Regions from separate parts of the Homo sapiens genome. Here region 2 is linked to region 1. Evidence: read pairs that join two places in POLR2A ChIA-PET (ENCODE). Cell type or tissue: GM12878. All regions are shown on one strand. Each heading gives the region's core, and the rest is flanking DNA. Links, peaks and the distances in the headings are about the cores only.

Evidence for each region. Peaks named below come from ENCODE experiments on the same cell type or tissue, not always from the same donor. Only the 100,000 strongest peaks of a DNase experiment are listed, where the experiment ranks them.
Region 2: POLR2A ChIA-PET joins it to region 1 with 12 read pairs; 6 of 35 experiments call an interaction of 5 or more read pairs at or near these places.

What each region holds. Positions count from the first base shown.
Region 1 is chr6:138,591,925-138,594,845 of GRCh38, reverse strand. It overlaps a transcript of NHSL1 not described here. Among named protein-coding and RNA genes, the nearest start is that of NHSL1, 94 kb to the right of the region's middle. RefSeq lists enhancers at 1,242-1,311, 1,340-1,634, 2,620-2,921. In GM12878, for the core only: no CTCF peak of the experiment used is centred there; DNase peaks (open chromatin) are centred at 1,415 and 1,915; H3K4me3 peaks cover 354 bases; H3K27ac peaks cover 2,001 bases.
Region 2 is chr6:138,653,326-138,656,246 of GRCh38, reverse strand. It overlaps a transcript of NHSL1 not described here. Among named protein-coding and RNA genes, the nearest start is that of NHSL1-AS1, 37 kb to the left of the region's middle. In GM12878, for the core only: no CTCF peak of the experiment used is centred there; a DNase peak (open chromatin) is centred at 1,366.

The DNA of each region.
Region 1 (2,921 bases), core at 330-2,829:
AGTACATTTTTCTTTCTTTGTGAAAATCATCTAGAAAAGAAAAAGTCCACTTTTGAGTGAGTGATACAGAGAAATCTGTAAACTTGGGGTCTCATTAAAATCTTGCTATGTAGCCCTTTCCTTGTCAGTGTCAACGTGCTCAATTTAAAGTACACACCCTCTCAATTATTTGTCTGTTGTCTAGCTCTTCCTAGGAAGCAGAAGAGTGGTTTTCAGCTCTCGGTGCTGCTTATTGGGGATCGTATTGTATTTTGTAGATTTGGCAATGGGCCCATACATCTGTGGAGTGAAAAGCTCCCTAGGTGATTCTGATGTACAGCCATGGTCAAAAAACATTGAAATAGACAAGTGCATGAAGATCAAAGAGTTGAGGGAAAACACTCAACGATGTCACGTCAGTCCCCAAGAACAGGTACAGGGGCTGTTTTTGCTTAGAGCCGGGGAGGAGTTGCAGAAGCCCCGCGAAATTGGCAGTCCTATTGGCAGTAAATTAAGCTCTCAAGGATTGAGTTCTACGTAGCTTCATTCTCCCAAATGACTGAATAGATACTCCCACCTTGTCCTGAAATAGTTGTGAATGAGAGTCTAACTGTTCTTTGCTACTGAATACCAAAAATACTAGTACTTTAGCCAAACCCTTTCTCTGTTGCTTAGAAGCTGCTGAATCAGTGTAGTGCATTTCTCCTATTTTATCCACATCCCCCAACCACATAATTAATGTGATCAAAATAAACTGACCCCCACCACATCCCTGGAAATTTACAGCAACATTAGCATGTCAAAGGCTGGGAAAGTCCTGTAGTGAACAAGACAAAAAACCTTTTAAAAACTTTGTTTGCCCTAAGCTTATTTGCATAGGAAGATACTTTTTGCTCCTATACCTACAACTGAACAGTTTTTCCTTAACACCAGTTTGGGAAAAACTGCCCAAGTCACTTTTTGATTCAGCAGTTTTCTTAGAGTTAATTTCTGACAGCTGAACCTCTCTTTAAAATCCTCTTTGAAGTTGGACTGAATTAACAAATGGAAGGCTTGGCAAAGCAGTTTACTAATTCATAACTCTATCCCTCAGCTTTCTTTGTGTTGCTAAATACTATAATCTTTGACCCGAAAGGAAGAATACTGCTAACAAGTAAATATTTAAAAGGTCCCATGAAATATAATGTGCATGAGTTTGTGCCTGGGGAGACCGTCTACTGGAAGAAAGAAATGACTCACTTTTCATCTCCTAATGAAAGTGAGTTTGTTGTTTTACAGTAGGTTGAAAGGAAGTATTTTGAGTGCTAAGGGCTAGATTTCCTTTTATTTTTAAGTTTAGTTAGCCGTTGGCCTCACTGATTTGAGAATTGCATGTTAAGTCATAATTCCTAAGTGCGTCAGCACTCTCTCTCTGTATGAGTGAATTAGCATGATTGTGAATGAATGAACTCTGTGCTACCAAAGCCCAGCATTTGGAACAGTGAGAGGAAACGGAAACGTGACTCACTGATGTACTTGAAGACTATGAACGGGGAATCACGAACTTCAGAGCCAGACCTGAAGCATGGGAGAGTGGGCAGAGCCTGGACTGGGGCAAGGACAACGGGATTCTAGTCCTAGCAGTGCTCCTGACTGCCTCCGTGTCAGTGCTGGAATCACAGAACCCGTCTACCTCCTGTGATTAATAGGACATGTGAATTATTTGTCACTCGGATCCTTTACAGTTTCAGGATTCAATAAGTCTTTGAATTCTACTGATTCTCTGGTTTGTGTGGAAGTGGGTGTGTATGTTTTAATGGCTTTCAGATGGGATTCATCCAGGCTCCATTAAATCAACTTTATTTTTAATTTTGAAGTGAACTGCCATGACAGAGTTTGGCTAGGAAAGTCCATAACAGAAAATGAGGAAGCAAGTAAACTGATTTATAAGGCTGTGGGCAACTGACTTCCTGTGGCTGTGGCATTTGGTATATAGAATGATATATATGTGATGCTTTTGGAGAAAGGTTAATTATTGTCTACAGGCAAAATTTTTGCTCCATCACAATTGCTTTTAAAAAGCTGAAATAGCAGCTCCTAGCCACCCTGTTTCATATGTCTTACGATATTTAGAAAATATTTAGACCAGCCCACTAAAATATATCCACACACCTTTTTCCTTAAGGGCAATTACCTGCATACTTGTCAGTTTTCACTCTTTAGTTCTGGATATGTAGGGGTTTTTTTTGTTGTTGTTTTTTGTTTTTTGTTGTTTTTTGTTTTTTTGTGCGACAGTCTCGCTCTGTCGCCCAAGCTGGAGTGCAGTGGAGCAATCTTGGCTCACTGCAGCCTCCACCTCCTGGGTTCAAGTGATTCTCATGCCTCAGCCTGAGACTGTAGTAGCTGGGATTACGGGCGCCTGCCACCACCCCAGCCAATTTTTGTATTTTTAGTAGAGACGGGGTTTCCCCATGCTGGCCAGGCTGGTCTCAAACTCCTGGCCTCAAGTGATCCACCCGCCTCAGCCTCCCAAAGTGCTGGGATTATAGGTGTGAGCTACCGTGCCTGGCCTATATAGTTTTTACACAGTCATTTTTGCATATGAAGAATCTTGTGTTCTATTTTCATTCAGTTGTTTTCTTTCATGCAGGCTAAATTGACCTTGAGATGTGGGTGTGGGACCTATTAGAAATTACCTGTGCAATCTTGAAAAGTGATAATATGGGTATTTAATATTGTGTTTTGGGGAGCAGGAAACTGTAGTTTTCTTGAGGGTGATAATTAAATTCTCTTTAGTTTGATTATAGCTATGAGAATGCATTTATTGTCATGGAATAATTGAGCAAAAAACCCAAAAAACATTTTCAAATGGGAACTTTCAAAGTTACAGTCGTCTCCCTTTATCCATGAGGGATAGGTTCCAAAACCCTCGGTGGATGCCTGAAACCATGGATCCTATGGAA
Region 2 (2,921 bases), core at 323-2,822, 61 kb before region 1:
TTTTCAGAAAAGTTTTATAAGCAAATTATCAGAGGTCTTGGGTGACATTAGAAACACAGTGCCAAAGATTCATGTTTGTAAAGATACCAGAAGAAGTCATTCCTTTCATCGAGGACCGGTGCTTAAGCATTTTAGATCCACAGTTTGTGTCTTTGTCACATGGGTTTCTCCTCAGAGTCACGAGTTGCCTGCGGCATGTCCAGGACCCATTGAAGGCAGAAAGAAGAGGAAAGAGGGAGGGCTTTCTCTGACTGAGGTTTTTTGGGGGAGGTAAGCTCTTTCTGGTGACTTCTGCTTTCATCACATCGGAACTGTGTATGTCAACTTCCAGCTGCCTTGGTGGGGGTCTTGTGTTTTTATCAGGGCACACGGCTGCCCTAGAGAGTAATTGGTGTTGTATTAATACAAAAAGAGAGGGCAATGGGTACTGGATTGGCACAACAGTATATGCCATGTTATGCTTTTATTATTTTGTTGATTTTATTTGGATATAATCCTTTTGAAATAATTGCTCCCATCAAAGTGGTAGTACTTCATGTGGCTTTGCTGAAATTTTTTTTTAGTTTCAAAGTTATGAAAATAAACTTAATACTCATTGTATTAGCAAGTAAAGGACAATTGTAATTTTGTTTTCAACTATTGCTGTTGAATGTGATCCATTTTTCTCTGACTCATCTTAGTGTTGTAAACTAGTTAAAAGTCATGCCAAGTTAGGTGTCTATTTCACGGATTTTTAAAACATCATTCCACAGCTTCTTATGAAGCAGCTACTTTTCTAGGGAGAATGGACAGCAAGAGATCAGTGGATGGGAATGATAAGAAATATCCTCTGACCTCAAAGAGCTTCTAATCTGCTGGGTCAAGCGGGAGAGCGGTTGGTAACTATAGTGAAAGGAAGCATGAAACACAAGCTGGATATGGAGGTTAAAGGAAACATTTCTACAAGTCCTGCGGGAAGAGGGTGACAGGACATAAAACAGAGGTAGTGTTATTGTTTAATTTCCATATTTTTAATTGTATTTTTATGAAACTCAATTAGTGTATTACAGAACTTGTCACTTTAGTGAGGAAGGAAAAGGGACTTTATGAGTCAAGGATGTCATTAGAACATGTTAATTCCTCTTAGTTTCTTTCCCTCCTTGTTTTAGAGCTCTGCCAACTCCCAGTGCTTCAAATAGCCACTTTCAGTGGGTGAATATGTTATGGATTTTAGTTTCCCCAAATAAAATATTGTAACCTAATCAAATTATCCACCAGTATGGAAATAAATTCTTAAAAATCAAAGCTTATAGAGCAGACACTGTCAACCTCTTTTCACACATCCTCTGACTCATATCATTCATGTGCACACCCCTTAGAGCGTGGGTGGTTTCTTTTCACATAATTAGAATCATACTGTATGTATTGTTCTGCAACTGGCTTTTCCCCACCTCGTAACAGCTTTTAAAAATTCTTTTCTCCTCAGTATACATGGAATAGTGTTTTTTTTGTTTTGTTTTGTTTTGTTTTTCAGTCAAGGCTGGTACCACCCTTACCTGGGGATTTAAAAAACAAAATATGTGGGAGCATTTTATGGAGGAATCGTTGGCCCAGAATACTAATAGCATCTCATTGAGAAACAATGATATGTGTACTGAAAAGAAATTGAATTTGTCACATAAAAAAAAAGAATGATATGGAAATACCTGCTGTTCTTAGTATTTCTTTAAAAAAATTAAAATAATTTAAAAAATATGATTGTACCTTAAGTATTTTCTTATCAATGGCCAGTGTCTTTACACATCTATTGGTTTGCATGTACAAGAACATAGCACAAACTAGAAGAATTGCTGGGTCAAAGGATATGCATGTTCAAAATTTAATGATGCTCTCGAATCACTCTCCAAAAAGGCTGTACAAAATTGCAGTCCTAATAACAGCATACACATTTTCCCACATCCTTTTCAACACTTGATAGTATCAGTTAATTTTTTTTGCAAGCATATTAAGAAAAAATAAAGTCTTGTTTAAATTTCCATTTTCCTGTCCAAAAAAAGTCTGCAACAGAGTACTTTCAGTTTAATGATAAATGACTAATTTACTCTTAGATATGCAGTTAGTGCTCGTCTGCTCTGGATTCTCTGCTGCCTATTTCATGTTTCAAAAACAGACTCATTTACAAATCAGTCACCTCTTTGGAGTGTCTTTTTAGTCCCATCTGCACAGGGTGTCACACTGATCCTCATTGGCAGGAGTAAATTTTATGAAGAACTATGAATTGGTATTTGCATAGAGGGAGCTGTATTTTCCAAACTGTGGTTGCTACTGCATCACTGGGTTGGTGAAATCAAATTAGGGACAATGAGCAATGTAAACAAAGAAATAGAATATAAAATATTGGAGCGTATCATACAGTAAGGGTAAGACATGTTTCGTGAAACATTTCATATGTATTTGTGTTTTGAATATGGGTTTCTGTGTACATATATATGCATATATCATATGTATACTGCGTGGTGATGTGAAATATCTCTGAGCTATGGAATGCTGGTATGGAGAATCTCAGCTTTAAACATTTATTCAAGGCACAGTTTATTTCTGCCCTGCCTGAGGCAACAGTTTCATACTTGATTGTGGCATTTCACAAAATAAGTTGCCAATCATAACAATACTTTGTGAAAGGTTAAAGACTAAGGCTTTTTTTTTTGAGACGGAGTCTTGCTCTGTTGCCAGGCTGGAGTGTGGTGGTGCGATCTTGGCATCTCAGCTCACTGCAATCTCCGCCTCCTGGGTTCAAGTGATTCTCCTGCCTCAGCCTCCCGCATATCTGGGATTACAGGCACATGCCACTACGCCTGGCTAGTTTTTGTATTTTTAGTAGAGACGGGGTTTCACCTTGTTGGCCAGGATGGTCTTGATCCCTTGACCTCGTGATCCACCCT